Regions from separate parts of the Homo sapiens genome. Here regions 2 and 3 are each linked to region 1. A link is a contact called in ENCODE Hi-C or POLR2A ChIA-PET data. All regions are on one chromosome and are shown on one strand. The core of a region is the stretch at or near the end of the contact, and the rest is flanking DNA. Distances in the headings are between cores, read along the strand shown.

Region 1 (4,343 bases), core at 1,251-3,750:
CCCAGGATGGAAAGGCCACTGTGAGCTGGGTGTGTCCTGCCAGGAGGGAGTTGGAGTCGGGGGCAGGAGACCCACTGGGTCTCCTGGGCTCCTGGAAGAGGCAGCAGTGGGTCCCTGCGGAGGTGGCCTGATCCCCGGCTCAGCCTGGTTTTCCCAGCTTTGCATTTGGGGGTGGGACCTGCAGGGGGAGAGTGACGGGGTGGGCGGGGACAGGGGCTGCAGGTGGAGGCACGAGAAAGCCACCCGACCCCTTGAGGTCATGCTGTTTGCGTCGGAGAAGAGGGCCGGTGTCAGGGTGCCCCCTCGGCCTCTGTGTGCACCTCCCCGCTCCCCGCCCCGTGCAGGTCAGCAGAGCCTCGATCCCTCTGCACGTTCCGGCCCCCTCCCATCTCCAGCAGCGTCTCTTCCCGGGGTGCCCCTCGGACTCTCAGCTCCCTAGTCTGATCCAGCCCAGGCAGGGAGCGGGCGTGCCACGTGGCCAGGAGTGGCCTCCAGGCCCAGCTGCGGCCCCTTCGACCCTGCGGAGGGATCATGGCCCAGCTGTTCTAACATGGCCAGACCAGGACACTCTGGCCGGCCCGAGAACTGAACCGGGAAGGAGGCAGGGAAAGGGGAGGGAGGAAGACAATGGGGAAGCAGTGACATCCGAGATGTAGCCAGAGACGGACATCCTGGACTGTCGTGCAGGGCAAGGCGGGTGGGCGGGAGCCAGGTGGCCTGAGAGCCCCTCCCTGCCCAGGGGTCTCTGGTCAGGCAGTTCCTTCCCGGGCTGCTGGATCGTGTGTGCAGGGAACCCGTCAGCCTGGCTGCCCAAGGGCCCAGATGTCCTCTCAGTGCCCGGGGGTCCTTGACAGCCCCAGCAGGAGCCCCACGTGCCTGTGGGGCAGGCCCCGCAGGTCCCTCTCTGTAGGACTCAGAATACCTTCTCCAATGCCACGTGCTCTCCCTGAGTGCCCAGTGCCACAGAGGGCCCCGCTGGCGAGGTTACTTCAACGTCAGGCTAGAGGGTGCAGCGAGCAGGACTCACAGCCCAGGTTCCCAGGCAGGTGTGGCAGGAGCCCATTCCCTGGGTCGGTGTTCTCATGTCACCCCACGGTGACCCTGCTGTACAGAGGCGGGGGCGCGGGGCCCCTGGCTGGTGCCCTCCTGCTGCCAGACTTGTGCTCTGCTGAAGAGGGGCTGGCGCGGCAGGTATGAGCCCGGCACGGAGGTCGTGAGCAGTGAGAAGCCTGGCACCTATGGGTTCGGGGCAGGGAGGCCCTGGAAGGTCCTGTCCTCCGGGAGCCCTGCACAGCACCCCCTGGTGGTGGCTCCTGTTCGTGTCGGGGCTGCAGCCTCCCTTCCTGGACGGTTTTCCATTCCTCCTTCCCACTCTCCCTGCTGCTCACCCCTCCCATCCTCCACAGGTCAGAGGTCATAGCTGCAGGGTCAGCAGGTCAGGGCCTGGGGCAACCCTAGGAAGGTGTGAGTGTGAGAAGCTGGTCCAAACCTGCCTCGGCTGCCTGGTGGTGCGGACAGGGAGTCCTGGGCATCCGTGAGGGCTGCTTCACGGTCAGGCTTAGGGATGTGCAGGGTGACTTGGACGTGGGTCATGAGTCTTTGCTCCAGAAAGAGGGGGCTGAGTGTCCAAGGCCAATCCCGAGTCTGTCACCTAACACCATTTGTGCTCAAAAAACTGAACAGAGTGGACACAGGCCCTGAGTTTGCGCCCCGAGGCCGAGAGAGGGCAGATGTGGTGGTGACATTCACCACCTTGGACCCAGACCCAGATGCTACCTGTCCCTGAGCTCCAGGAAGTTGTGAGAAGGGCCTGAGCTGTTCTGCACTTTCTCGTGGCCGGGCGTGGCTGGTGGTGCAGGAGTTGCTGCCCCAGGGTGAGGGCCCGGAAGCTCCTGCCAGCACGTGCCGGGGTGGAAAGGGAAGCTGTCCACAGCCCTGTCAGGACTCAGAACCCGGTGGGTCAAGGACTTTGGTCCGGACCCCTGCTGAAGGGTGAGCTGTCCACATGTGCGCCGAGAGCAGAGGTGAAGCCAGGGCTCCTGAGTGCCCCCAGCCACAGGGTGCGCCCGCCCAGCCCCTGCCCTGCAGCCGAAGGCCTCCCTGCTGGGGGGCTGAGTCCAGTGGGGCCACAGGCAGCTGGGAGCAGGACAAGGCTGCCAGGCAACCAGATGGTGCTGCCGCTTCCTGCCAGGTGTGGGTGCACAGAGAGAGAGAGGATGCCGGTCTGGGGCCTGACCTGGTGCACAGCAGGTGCCTGAAATGCCAGGGTGGCCATGGGGACTGGGTACCATGCATAGGCCATGCATCGGGATGCAACTTCTCCTTGCAGCCCCTCAGCCCCAGGGAGGCAGCTGCCTGCCCCACTTTTCTCCAGAGCCATCATGGCCCTGCTCCCACCCCAGCCACGGCTGCTCAGGGGCGCTCCGCATGCTCTGGTCTCCATCCACCTGCAGCCCCCACTGGGGTGAGGTGGAGCTTCTTGCCTCTCCTTGTGTCTATTTCCTCTGCTTCCACAACTGAACGGTGACAGGTATTTGCTGGATGAGGGAGCACACCCCAGGTGGTTTCCTCTGAGCCTGGGAGGCCTTTTCCTGCCTGTGGGCCCCAGGCCCATCCTGCTGCCACCCCCAGGAGGATGCCCGGCTCCTTGTGACAAGAGTGACCCTCGGGAGGCGTGGGGAGTGGGGCTGGCCGGCCTGCCTGATGGGGTCCTGAGTCCATGGCGGGTTTGCATCTCAGGCCTCTGGGCTCTGGCCGGGCTGGGGGCTATTGTCCGGCTGAGCGGCCTGGGCTGCGGCCCCTCCCCGTCCCCGGGACCAGCCTCACCCACTCGCTCTGCCGCAGGTCACACAGGCCGCCTCCTGCGGGCATTGCTGGGCCTCAGCCTGCTCTTCCTGGTGGCCCATCTCGCCCTCCAGATCTGCCTGCATATTGTGCCCCGCCTGGACCAGCTCCTGGGACCCAGCTGTGAGTCGCTGAGGGGGCGGGGTAGGGATAGCCATCCTGGGGGTCAGGGAGAGGGCCCTGCAGTGACCCCGAGTCTCCTGGGGGGGTTGACTCAGCCTGATTTATGTCTGGCCTGGATGGTCCAGGTGAAACGCTCCAGGGATGACCAGGCCACGGTGCTGGCTGGGCAGAGCCTGACCTGGGTTCCCCCGTCTTTCTCTGCAGGCAGCCGCTGGGAGACCCTCTCGCGACACATAGGGGTCACAAGGTAAGACCATTCCTCCCACCCCCAACCAGCAAGCCTCCCTTGGGGATTTCAGGCCCCAGGAAGTGGGGGGACCCAGGAGGGACAGAGGGGGACCTGGAGACTCATCCACACTCCCACCCACACCTGGAGACCCATCCACGCTCCCACCCACACCTGGAGACCCATCCACACTCTCACCCGCACCTGGAGACCCATCCACACTCCCACCCGCACCTGGAGACCCATCCACACTCCCACCCGCACCTGCAGACCCATCCACACTCTCACCCGCACCTGGAGACCCATCCACACTCCCACCCGCACCTGGAGACCCATCCACACTCCCACCCGCACCTGGAGACCCATCCACACTCCCACCCGCACCTGGAGACCCATCCACACTCACACCCACACCTGTCCTCTTGGTCTGACCGCGGCTGCTCCCTGCTCTCCGCAGGCTGGACCTGAAGGACATCCCCAACGCCATCCGGCTGGTGGCCCCTGACCTGGGCATCTTGGTGGTCTCCTCTGTCTGCCTCGGCATCTGCGGGCGCCTTGCAAGGAACACCCGGCAGAGCCCACATCCACGGGAGCTGGTGAGGGCAGCTGCGTCACCCGTGTGTCAGGGAGGTCATTCGAGAGCTGTGGTCTCAGCCATTTTGAGGGTTATTTTAATCTTTTTAAAACAGATGTAGACGTTTTGGTTGTAAGTTGGTGTTAAAGAGAGGAGGAAGTTCCAAATCCCACCCCGGGGCCCAGCCTGCAGTTCCATCCGTTCAGACCTGTTTCTACTCGGGCTCTGCCTCTAGTCAGAAACCTCCACGCCCCGACATGGCATCTGTGCCCTTAGGAACTCTTCACAGGGGAATTATTTGGGGCCACGCGGTGGTGGAAACCTGCAGTGCTGGGCAGTGGGTCTGGCTGGAGAGCCACTGCAGAAGGGCTGAGAAGGGGCGGCCCCAGCAGGCCCCATGCACTTACAGGCAAACAGGCTGTCGGCCCAGAGCCCCAGCAGGGGCCTGGACCCCAGGAGCGACGGGCCTGAAGCAGGGCCTCTGTCCTCGGAGTGGGAGGCAGAGTGAACTTTAGCTGCTACAAGACTTGGAGGTCCGGCCCCGGGAATCTCTGAGCTATGGCCCCCTCACACGGA
Region 2 (4,343 bases), core at 1,844-4,343, 980 kb before region 1:
TGTCACCCAGGCTGGAGTACGGTTGTGCGATGTCGGCTCACTGCAACTTCCGCCTCCCAGGCTGAAGTGATTCTCGTGCCTCAGCCTCCAGAGTAGCTGGGATTACAGATGCCCACCACCATACCTGGCTAGTTTTTGTATTTTTATTAGCGATGGGGTTTCGCTATGTTGGCCAGGTTGGTCTTGATCTCGTGACCTCAAGTGATCCACCCACCTCAGCCTCCCAAAGTGCTGGGATTACAGGTAGCTACGCTTTTCGGAAGCTCCCCTCAAGACTCAAAGTGGGAACTGAGTGCTCAGGTGGGGACAGGTGCACAGAGCACACACAGGACAAGAGGCCGGAGGGAAACTGGCCCTGGCCCTCCTAAAACAACATCCAGGAGCAGCTGCACCAGCCCACAGTGCTATGGGTTCTGGGGCCCAAACAAGGGCCTTGTGTTTCCCCTCAGCCTGTCAGCAGAGAAAGCTGCGCCACACTGGCCCACACCAGGGTGTCACCAGGCGGCTGGCTGAGTGCCAGGAAATGACCTGCAGCTGGCCCAGGGCAGCAGCCGCAGAGGCAACGGCCATTCTTTTCTCCCACATCCACAGACAAGGCCCTATTCTTCCCTCTTCCTCAGTCCCCTCAGCCCCAAGCACAGGCTTAGAAAAAGACTCGACGGCTGATGAGCGTGTCTCCACAGAAACTGCTGGAACAGAGCCCTGCTCACAGAGGAGCAAGAGGCGGAGACAGGCTGGCCGCCCCTCCCTGCTCTCTGGATGTGGTGAGCAGCCGCAGGCAGAAGCCCCAAGCTCTGCTCCTTCTCACACCACACCCCAGCCACCACCTAGAGCAGTGGAGACATTCACTTTCTGCTGAAAACCCTGCCCCACTGAGGAGCACACATCCTGGTCTAGCACCAGCAAGAGGTGCCTCCTACCTGGGGCCCTGCAAAGGGGCAGGCTTGGCTGAGGTGGGAAGCCCGACCTGGGCCCCACCGCGTCGCTGTCCGAAGGAGGCTGGGCCACATCCGTGCTGGGCAGGGTCTTGGTCTCAGCCCCAACTGGGGTCCCTGTCCCTCTACCCTGGGAGGTCTGAGGGGCATCCCCAGGGTTCCACCCTCGGTGCTGGGGCAGCCGTGGCGCCGTCTCTTTGTCCCATGGCCACTTGACTGCCAGCGCACTGTCCAGCAAGAAGGCCTTGCAGCTGGAGCTGGTATCCATGGTGTAGTCGTGGCCCTGGTCGCAGCCCCACACGACCTGGATGACGCCGCAGTACTCGGAGGACAGTGTCCTCTGAAGGTGGGGCAGGGCCCCGCAGCTGGCCGCATGTCCATGCACCCACCCCACCAAGCCGTGCAGGCACTGGGGGCTGGATGTGATCAGATCCACTGCAGAGAGTCAACAGAGATGTCAGATCCACGGCTGGTCGGCACCCAGCCCACCCTCCACCGGGGGAGGACTCACCCAGACACGCTCCCTCCTCTGCCCCTGTTGGGGGCTGGGCACCGACCCTGCAAAGGATCAGTGTGGCCATGAGCAGGACAAGCAGGCGGAGGTTCACAGCGCTCGTCGTACGGGACCCTCTCGAGATCTCAAACCTCAGCGGTCCCCATAGGCAACTTTCTCTTCCCTCACCCCAGCTCCTCCCAGTTCATCTCTCCACAACAGTCCCAGGGCTGTTGGCACTGAACCCGGGCATGGCCCATTCCCCCCACCCAGAGGCTCCCGCGGAGGCACGCCCTGTCCCTCTCTCAACACCCGTCACACTGCAGTACTGACAGCCTGAACGTGCTCTGAACAGACTAGGGCGTACTTTGCACAAGGCTTCCGGCGACCAGCCGGGGAGGCGTTGACCCTCTGCAGGAAGGACTTGAGAAGGCTGTGGCACTGGTAGAACTGGGCGTGGCAGCTCTTGCAGACAAACGGAGACAAGGTGGGGTCCTGGCGGACAGCCACACCAAGCAGGCGCTGGAAGTCCCGTACGAGCACGCGCTCCTCTGCGGATGGCCTCTCCATGCTCGCTCCAGGCGCCCTCTCGGAGATGCTGCGCAGGCTTCTCGAGGAAAACTTCCCGTGGCAGAGGCGACAGTGACCCATGGCGAGAGCCCGGCCTGCTCCTGCACAGAGCGGCAGGAAGTGTTAGCAGCTGGCAAAGGAGGCTCCTGAGCACAGGGCGTCCCGGACTCCAGGTCCGAGGGCAGCGCCTGCAGCGCCCTTCGCGCGGCTCCCGGACACAGCAAGCGGCTCGGGCGCGCGGCTCTCGGCGGGACAAGCCGCCCTGTGGGGGATGTGGCCGCTGGTCCAAGAAATCTTTCAAATTTCAAAGGCCTCTAAGGCCTCTCCAGCGAAGCAACTTCAAGAGTGAAACCTGGAACTGCACCCTCCTCCCAGCGACCGCGAGACCCGGGGCAGGCGCTGCGCCCTCCAGGAAACGCCGCGGTTTCCTGTCTGCCAATTGCAGGTGCCGCCTCCTTTCCGGCTCCGCGAGGGCACGAAGCAGGGGAGGGCGATTCCCACGCGCGGGCACCCCAGGGCGACCTGCCCGCGGTGACAGCGCTCCTCACGCCGGGTCCCTTCTGGCCGAGCCCGCGGCCGGGGAGGCCGGGCCGGCGACGCCGGCGTCACGGAGCGCGAGGAAAACCGAGCCGGCCGCCCAGCGCCTATCCCGACGCAGCCCCGAGTCCGCTACGCCCTTGGCCGGGTGGAGGAGAGGCCGCGCCGGCTTCCGGGCGTCAGTGCGGCTCCTCCCACGAGCAACCCCTGCCGCGACCCCAACCCGCCACGCCCGGGCCGCGGACCCACCTGCCTCGTCCGCGCCGTCCTCGCCCGCGTCCCCGCAGGACCCCACCGGGCCCCAGGCGCGCCGCGCCGTCGCCCCGTCCACCCTCGGCCCACCGCTAAGGGAAGGGCGGCCCCGAGTCCGGCTGACGCCGCCGCCGCCGTCCGAGGCCCCGCACTGTCGGGACGACCCAGGAGACAGGAAGCGGCCCAGCCGGTCCCGCTTCATGGCAGCGGAGGACGCCAGCAGAATCCCGCGGGTGCTGCCCGGCCCGAGGTTCCTAGAGGACCCGGCGTTAGGCTCCGCTCGGCGCGCTGGAAGCGAGGCGGGGCGGGGGAGGGGCGGAGCGAGAAGCAAAGCGAGGCGGGCGGGGCGGGCCAGGGGCCAGGGGCGGGACCCCGCCGGCCGAGGTTCCACCCGCGGTGCCAGCGCCCCCGCTCGTACCGCTCCCCTCTCGGGCCCGAGGGCGGCCGTGCCCGCCTCTGTCGCCAATGGAGCGCTGGCCTGGGGCGGGGCGGTGGGCGGAGGGGCTCGCCGACACCTCACGACGAGTCCTCCAGGGAGAGGCGACGCGGCCCTCACCGCCTCTTACCGTGGGAGACGGAGGCGCGGGGCGGGCAGGCGCCGGCGGAGGCCACGCGGCGCGCAGGTGGCGGGCGGGCTGCAGAAAGGGGAGGGGGGCCGGGGTCTCACGTAGAGAGGGGCCTGGCTGCCGCGGTTAGACGCCCATGGCAACTCCGTGAGGGGCCCTTCTCGCCAGCCCCGTCTCAAGACGGCGAAGAGGCCCGGCTCCGTCGCGACAACCCACCCGGACTCTGCCGCCCCCGCCACTAACACCCGTGGGGCCCGCAGTACGCGCGGAGGGGGCCCGTCGCCGGAAGTGCGGCCGCGTCCCTTCCTGCGGTCCGCTGCTCGGGCGGCTCCAGCACCAGCGCCGGCTGCGTTCCGGGCCTCCGGTCGCCCGTCCAGCCCCTCGGCTACCGCCGCCGCCTCCCCCGCTCGGCGCCATGGCCGCTGCGGCCGGGGACGGCACGGTGAAGCCGCTGCAGAGCGCCATGAAGCTTGCCAACGGGGCCATCGAGCTGGACACCGGCAACCGGCCCCGGGTGAGGCGGGGCGGGGGCGGGGCTTGGCCGCTGAGGGTGGCCCCTGGAGGGACCCCCGCCCGGGGAGGGCGAGGACGGGGCCGGCTCGGGCTGGAGACTTGGGAGCGGGCGCCAGCCGGGATCCCGGGCCGCGGTTCCCGGGCGAGGACGGGGGCGGGGCGCAGCCGGGCGTGCAGTGACCTTGGACAGCTCAGATCCTGCGGACCTTGGCTTTCCACTCCGCTCGCTGAGCCGGTGCATCACAGCCTGGGCTCCACCTGTAGAGGAGATGTAGCAGGAGGGTCCGCCAGGCCACCTTCCAAAATCCGAGTGACGGGCAGGTCCGTGCGTTCGTGCATTTTTCTGGGCAGAGATGGTAGATTTAATCCGGTTGCCACAGGGGACGGCATGCAGAGAAGGCCACATACCTGCTCATTTGTGATGCTGTTTGCAGTCGTCTTAGGAAGGAAAAGCAGGCCGGAGGGGTGTGGCCCGTT
Region 3 (4,343 bases), core at 806-3,305, 770 kb before region 1:
ACACCAACATTAGAGAGTACCAAAGCAATGCAGACTAAAAATCGTTTTTAAAAGTTCAAATATATAATTATTTGTAATATCTACATTGCCCTGAAATATAAAGTAATAGTCTGAGCAATAGGTCAAAGCTTTAGGTAACATCAAAATGTCAAAAGCAAGTAAACAGGTTAAAACACAGTAATTGGCCAGGCGTGGTGGCTCACGGCTGTAATCCCAACACTTTGGGAGGCTGAGGCGGGTGGATCACATGAAGTCAGGAGTTTGAGACCAGCCTGGCCAACATGGTGAAACCTCATCTCTACTAAAAATACAAAAATTAGCCGGGCGTGGTGGTGCACACCTGTAATCTCAGCTACTCAGGAAGCTGAGGCAGGAGAATCGCTTGAACCCGGGAGGCAGAGGTTGCAGTAAGCCGAGATAGCACCACTGCACTCCAGGCTGGGCAACAAAGGGAAACTCCATCTCAAAAAACAAACAAATAAACAAACAAAAAATCACGATAGTGGCCAGGCACGGTGGCTCATGTCTGTAATCCCAGCACTTTGGGAGGCTGAGGTGGGAGGATTGCTTGGGCCCAGGAGGCAGAGGCTTCAGGGAGCCATGATCAGGCCACTGCACTCCAGCCTGGGCGACACAGCGAGATTGTCACAAAAAAAAAAAAAAAAAAAAAAGAAGAAAACAAAACACAGAAGTACATTGGCTGCTATCCCATGGCCTGAAGCTTCTGCAGGAGAAAGGGAGCAGCCCAGCTCTCCAAAGGCCACAGTGGCTGCCCAGACACGGGGCTCCTGCTGTCACCAGAGAGTGGCTCCTTGTAGAACATTTCCAGGTACCAAACCAGTTAACAAGTATATACTTTCAGAGTTCTCCTTTCAAGATAAACATTTTCCCATTTAAATATGTTTTATGGCCGGGCGCGGTGGCTCACGCCCTGTAATCCCAGCACTTTGGGAGGCCGAGGCAGGCGGATCACAAGGTCAAGAGATGGAGACCATCCTGGCCAACATGGTGAAACCCCGTCTCTACTAAAAATACAAAAATTAGCTGGGTGTGGTGGCGCGCACCCGTAATCCCAGCTACTCAGGAGGCTGAGGCAGGAGAATCGCTTGAACCCGGGAGGCGGAGGTTGCAGTGAGCCAAGACCATTGCACTCCAGCCTGGGCGACAGAGCGAGATCTCTGTCTCAAAAATAACCGAAAAAACAACAACCTAAAAGGTGTGGGCTAAGCTCCTAGGCGAGGGCTAGGAGAAAAAAACATCAGCCCAAAAGCTGAAGGACACAAGGTCTGGTTTTCGGGAGGAGATGCTATCCTATCCTTAGCAGAACCTGAAACAAGGCCGCACTACAGGGGGTGCTCAATGACTGTATCAATAACGTGCCGAGCTACATGACAACAGCAAAATGCAGCTACAGGGTATTTTGCGGACACAGAAACGTTCTGGGCCCCCTACTCGGCAATAACCACCCTAACTGGAAGGCGCTGGAATTCCTGGTGACGGAATCGATCCACAGGCGTGGACTGTAAATTAGTGCTACGCCGGAAACCGTTACTGGATTCCACTTTAAAAGGCGAGGAAGACGGGCGGAGAACATCCACACACAACAGACGGGTTGGGAAAGTCCACGCCGAGGACTGCGCGGATCCCAGCCCTGCCTCTTCCCGGCCCGCCCAGCGCCCACGATCCAGGGCCCCAACAGTCGCTCCGCGCCGAGGTCCACAGCTGGGGGATCCGCGGGCCCACAGGCGCAGGCTCCCCCGCCGCAGGGGCCAGGCGGCCTCCGACCCGCCCCGCCGGGCTGGGCCTTACAGAGCAGAGCCGGGCGGGAGGTGGGGCCCGGACTCCGCGGGGATTTACCTGCAGAGCTCGGCCTCCAGCCTCGGCGAGGTCCCCCGGAGGCCTGCTGGCCATGTACGGCCGCCCCCTCCCGGGCCTGGCGGGGAACCCTGGACTCCAGGCCGGGCCTGGGCCCCACAGCGGCCGAGGACCCGGGCCTGGACCCCGGCGGAGGGCACGGAGCAGCAGCAGCAGCACGGCCATGTTGGCCTGAAAGCCGCGCCTGCGTGATCCGCGGGGCGCTACACGGCGCCTGCGCGGCGGGGTGGGCGGGGTCTGACGTGGCGCCTGCGCGGTCCCCACAGCTGCGCCCCGCCGCGCCCGGGTGCCGCTTGCCGCACCCCCGAGCCTGAGCCCGTCTACCTCGTGGCTGCCTGAGGCCCGGGTATGGGGGCGCGCGTCTGCGAGGAGGTCGCGGGTGCCCTGGTTTTTTTGAAGCCGGCCTTGTATTCCCAGGGCCTGGCGGGTGAATAACCGGCCGGGTCGTGGCTGCGTGGTCGTGCTCCGCCCGCGCCGAGGGGCCTCACGCCCGGGCAGCCTGCGTCACCCGCAGGGTTCGGTCACAGGCGAGGGCGGATGGTGCGGGCCGGAATCCCGCCTGCGAGTAGAGGCCCGCGCTCAGGAGGGCGGCGCCGGAGGCCTCGGGTCGGGAGGGCCCCTTCGGGTGTGAGGAGCGCAGGAAGGGGGCGGTTTTCCTGCGTCTTGAGCCGCCCGAGGACGAGGACTGAAGTTGCAGCCGCCGCAGGGAGGGCAGCCCCGGAGGAGGAGGGTCGTGAGGGAGGGAGCGCGCAGTGCGGCGCGGCCTGGCAGGCGTCTGCAGAGCTCGTCCCGCACACCTCTGACTTCGGAGCGCTCCGTCCTGTGCCTTCGGACTGGCTCACCTCGGAGGCGCTTCGAGCCTCGGTCCTGCCCCGGCCGCTGCGCGAGCCCATCGTAGGAAGCGGGGAGGCGCCGTCTGGAAGCTTAGGAAGAGGCTCTGTTCTCTTCAGGGTCCGCCCTCCGGGCCCGGGCAGGGTCCCTCGTGGGCTCCCAGGCGCGCGGGGTCCTCCGCCACCCCGACCCCTTCCTCCGTCCGCCTTAGGTCTAGAGCTGACGCCAAGAGCTGGAAAGCTTGTTGAGTAGGAAAAGCAAAGACTAGATGGTCTGTCACAGAGGTAGGATGAGGGTGACCTATTTATTTTTATGCTTTTCTGTACTCCGCAAATTCGTAACAGTGAATGCCAGTGACGACAGCCAACATCACCGAGTGCCTAGCTCCGTGTCGAACACCCATGTAATATTCACAACCCTGTGCAGCGAATACAATACCTCTATTTTACATGTAAAGAAAGATTCAGAAGTATTAAAAGTAACCTGCCTAGGATTACAGCTCTGAAGTTAGGGCAGAATTTCAAGGCCGGTCTGGTTTGTTTCTGGACCTGCACTCACTCCACCACTACAGACGAGGTTGCAAAGCCAGTGGGCTGCGTGTAATCCTCCCTCTTCCTCAGCCCCGAGACGCTCAGGAAAGTGTTTTCAGTTATCGTGGTTATCCGCCCTCAGCCCTCCAGTGGGCCGGGTGCCTCGGCAGAGGTGCTCGGGGCTGGGGAGGTGTTCTGTTGGTTTGTGGAGAGGACCTTCCCCTACACCCAGGGCTGACACTGATTTTCACAACTGAACCGCTTTTCCTTTTGCTTCTTATTGTACAGTCAGCCTTCGCAGTGAATCCAACCTTGCCGTTTCCTCCTCCACTATTTTTTCTTTCCCTGATTGAAAGACACCAGGTGGGCCGGGCGCGGTGCCCTCCCCCTCCCTCTCCCTGCCCTTCATCCCAGCACTTTGGGAGGCCAAGGCGGGCGGACCACGAGGTCAGGAGATCGAGACCATCCTGGCTAACACGGCGAAACCCCGTCTCTACTAAAAATACGAAAAATTAGCCGGGCGCTGTGGCGGGCGCCTGTAGTCCCAGCTACTCGGGAGGCTGAGGCAGGAGAATGGCGTGAACCCGGGAGGCGGAGCTTGCAGTGAGCCGAGATCCCGCCACTGCACTCCAGCCTGGGCGACAGAGCGAGACTCCATCTCAAAAAAAAAAAAAAAGGTCACAAATCCTCTGAACGCACAGGCATAAAGGGTTGTGGGGCTCGGTCACTTCCTAGAACACAAAAAACCCTTTCGGAAGTTTGGTTGGGTTGGTCACGGGACAAGGCTGGAGAGAGGGTGAGGGCACACATTTGGATGTGTTTGGGAGGAGTTTAAGTGTAGTCCTATTAATATTGTTTGAGATAAGTTAAAATTGTTTCCTGGCAATTCATCAGAAGCAGTGTGGGGTGTTGGCAAGAGGCCTCCTCTGGGGAAAGAACACTGGGTTCTGTCTCCTCTGGCCTATGACCTTAAGCAAGTTATTAGCTTCCTCAAGCCTCAATCTTCTCAGCGGTAAAATGGGGATGATAATTATCTGCAAAGCAAGGCTAATATCAGCCTTGGGTTTCCCACAGGGTGGTTATGAAGATAAAATGCAATAAATGTGT

What was found. A loop is a pair of places that touch in the nucleus more often than their neighbours do. ChIA-PET counts read pairs that join two places held with the same protein, here RNA polymerase II (POLR2A). Pooled maps may share reads with other maps.
Region 2: a map of vagina shows a loop between it and region 1 (7-fold over the local background). The contact joins the promoter of ZNF276 here to the promoter of PIEZO1-AS1 in region 1. A Hi-C loop is called at or near these places in 1 of 168 maps with a recorded cell type or tissue (vagina).
Region 3: a loop to region 1 is called in a pooled map, with 2.7 times the contacts of the local background. The contact joins the promoter of SPG7 here to the promoter of PIEZO1-AS1 in region 1. A Hi-C loop is called at or near these places in 2 of 50 pooled maps. POLR2A ChIA-PET finds 5 or more read pairs at or near these places in 3 of 52 experiments (GM12878, HepG2 and activated naive CD8-positive, alpha-beta T cell).

What each region holds. Positions count from the first base shown.
Region 1 is chr16:88,740,924-88,745,266 of GRCh38, reverse strand. PIEZO1-AS1 (PIEZO1 antisense RNA 1) reads right to left here and starts at 2,500. Exons shown (of 3, transcript NR_120387.1): 1 at 1,777-2,500; 2 at 923-1,675; 3 at 1-178. It overlaps PIEZO1 (piezo type mechanosensitive ion channel component 1 (Er blood group)), which reads left to right. Exons shown (of 51, transcript NM_001142864.4): 3 at 2,845-2,967; 4 at 3,172-3,214; 5 at 3,651-3,789. HSALR1 (HSP90AB1 associated lncRNA 1) reads right to left here. Exons shown (of 3, transcript NR_103774.1): 3 at 3,842-4,343. RefSeq lists an enhancer at 717-1,403.
Region 2 is chr16:89,720,287-89,724,629 of GRCh38, reverse strand. ZNF276 (zinc finger protein 276) reads right to left here and starts at 3,093. Exons shown (of 11, transcript NM_001113525.2): 1 at 2,785-3,093; 2 at 1,796-2,099; 3 at 1,447-1,493; 4 at 921-1,370. The coding sequence starts at 2,989. VPS9D1 (VPS9 domain containing 1) reads left to right here and starts at 3,732. Exons shown (of 15, transcript NM_004913.3): 1 at 3,732-3,867. The coding sequence starts at 3,769. RefSeq lists silencers at 2,466-2,925, 3,006-4,125.
Region 3 is chr16:89,506,115-89,510,457 of GRCh38, reverse strand. It overlaps SPG7 (SPG7 matrix AAA peptidase subunit, paraplegin), which reads right to left and starts at 2,055. Exons shown (of 17, transcript NM_003119.4): 1 at 1,858-2,055. The coding sequence starts at 2,040. It overlaps LOC101927863 (a long non-coding RNA gene), which reads left to right and starts at 2,138. Exons shown (of 5, transcript NR_188547.1): 1 at 2,138-2,221; 2 at 4,311-4,343. RefSeq lists silencers at 1,562-1,681, 1,712-2,271, 2,342-2,551, 2,672-2,741.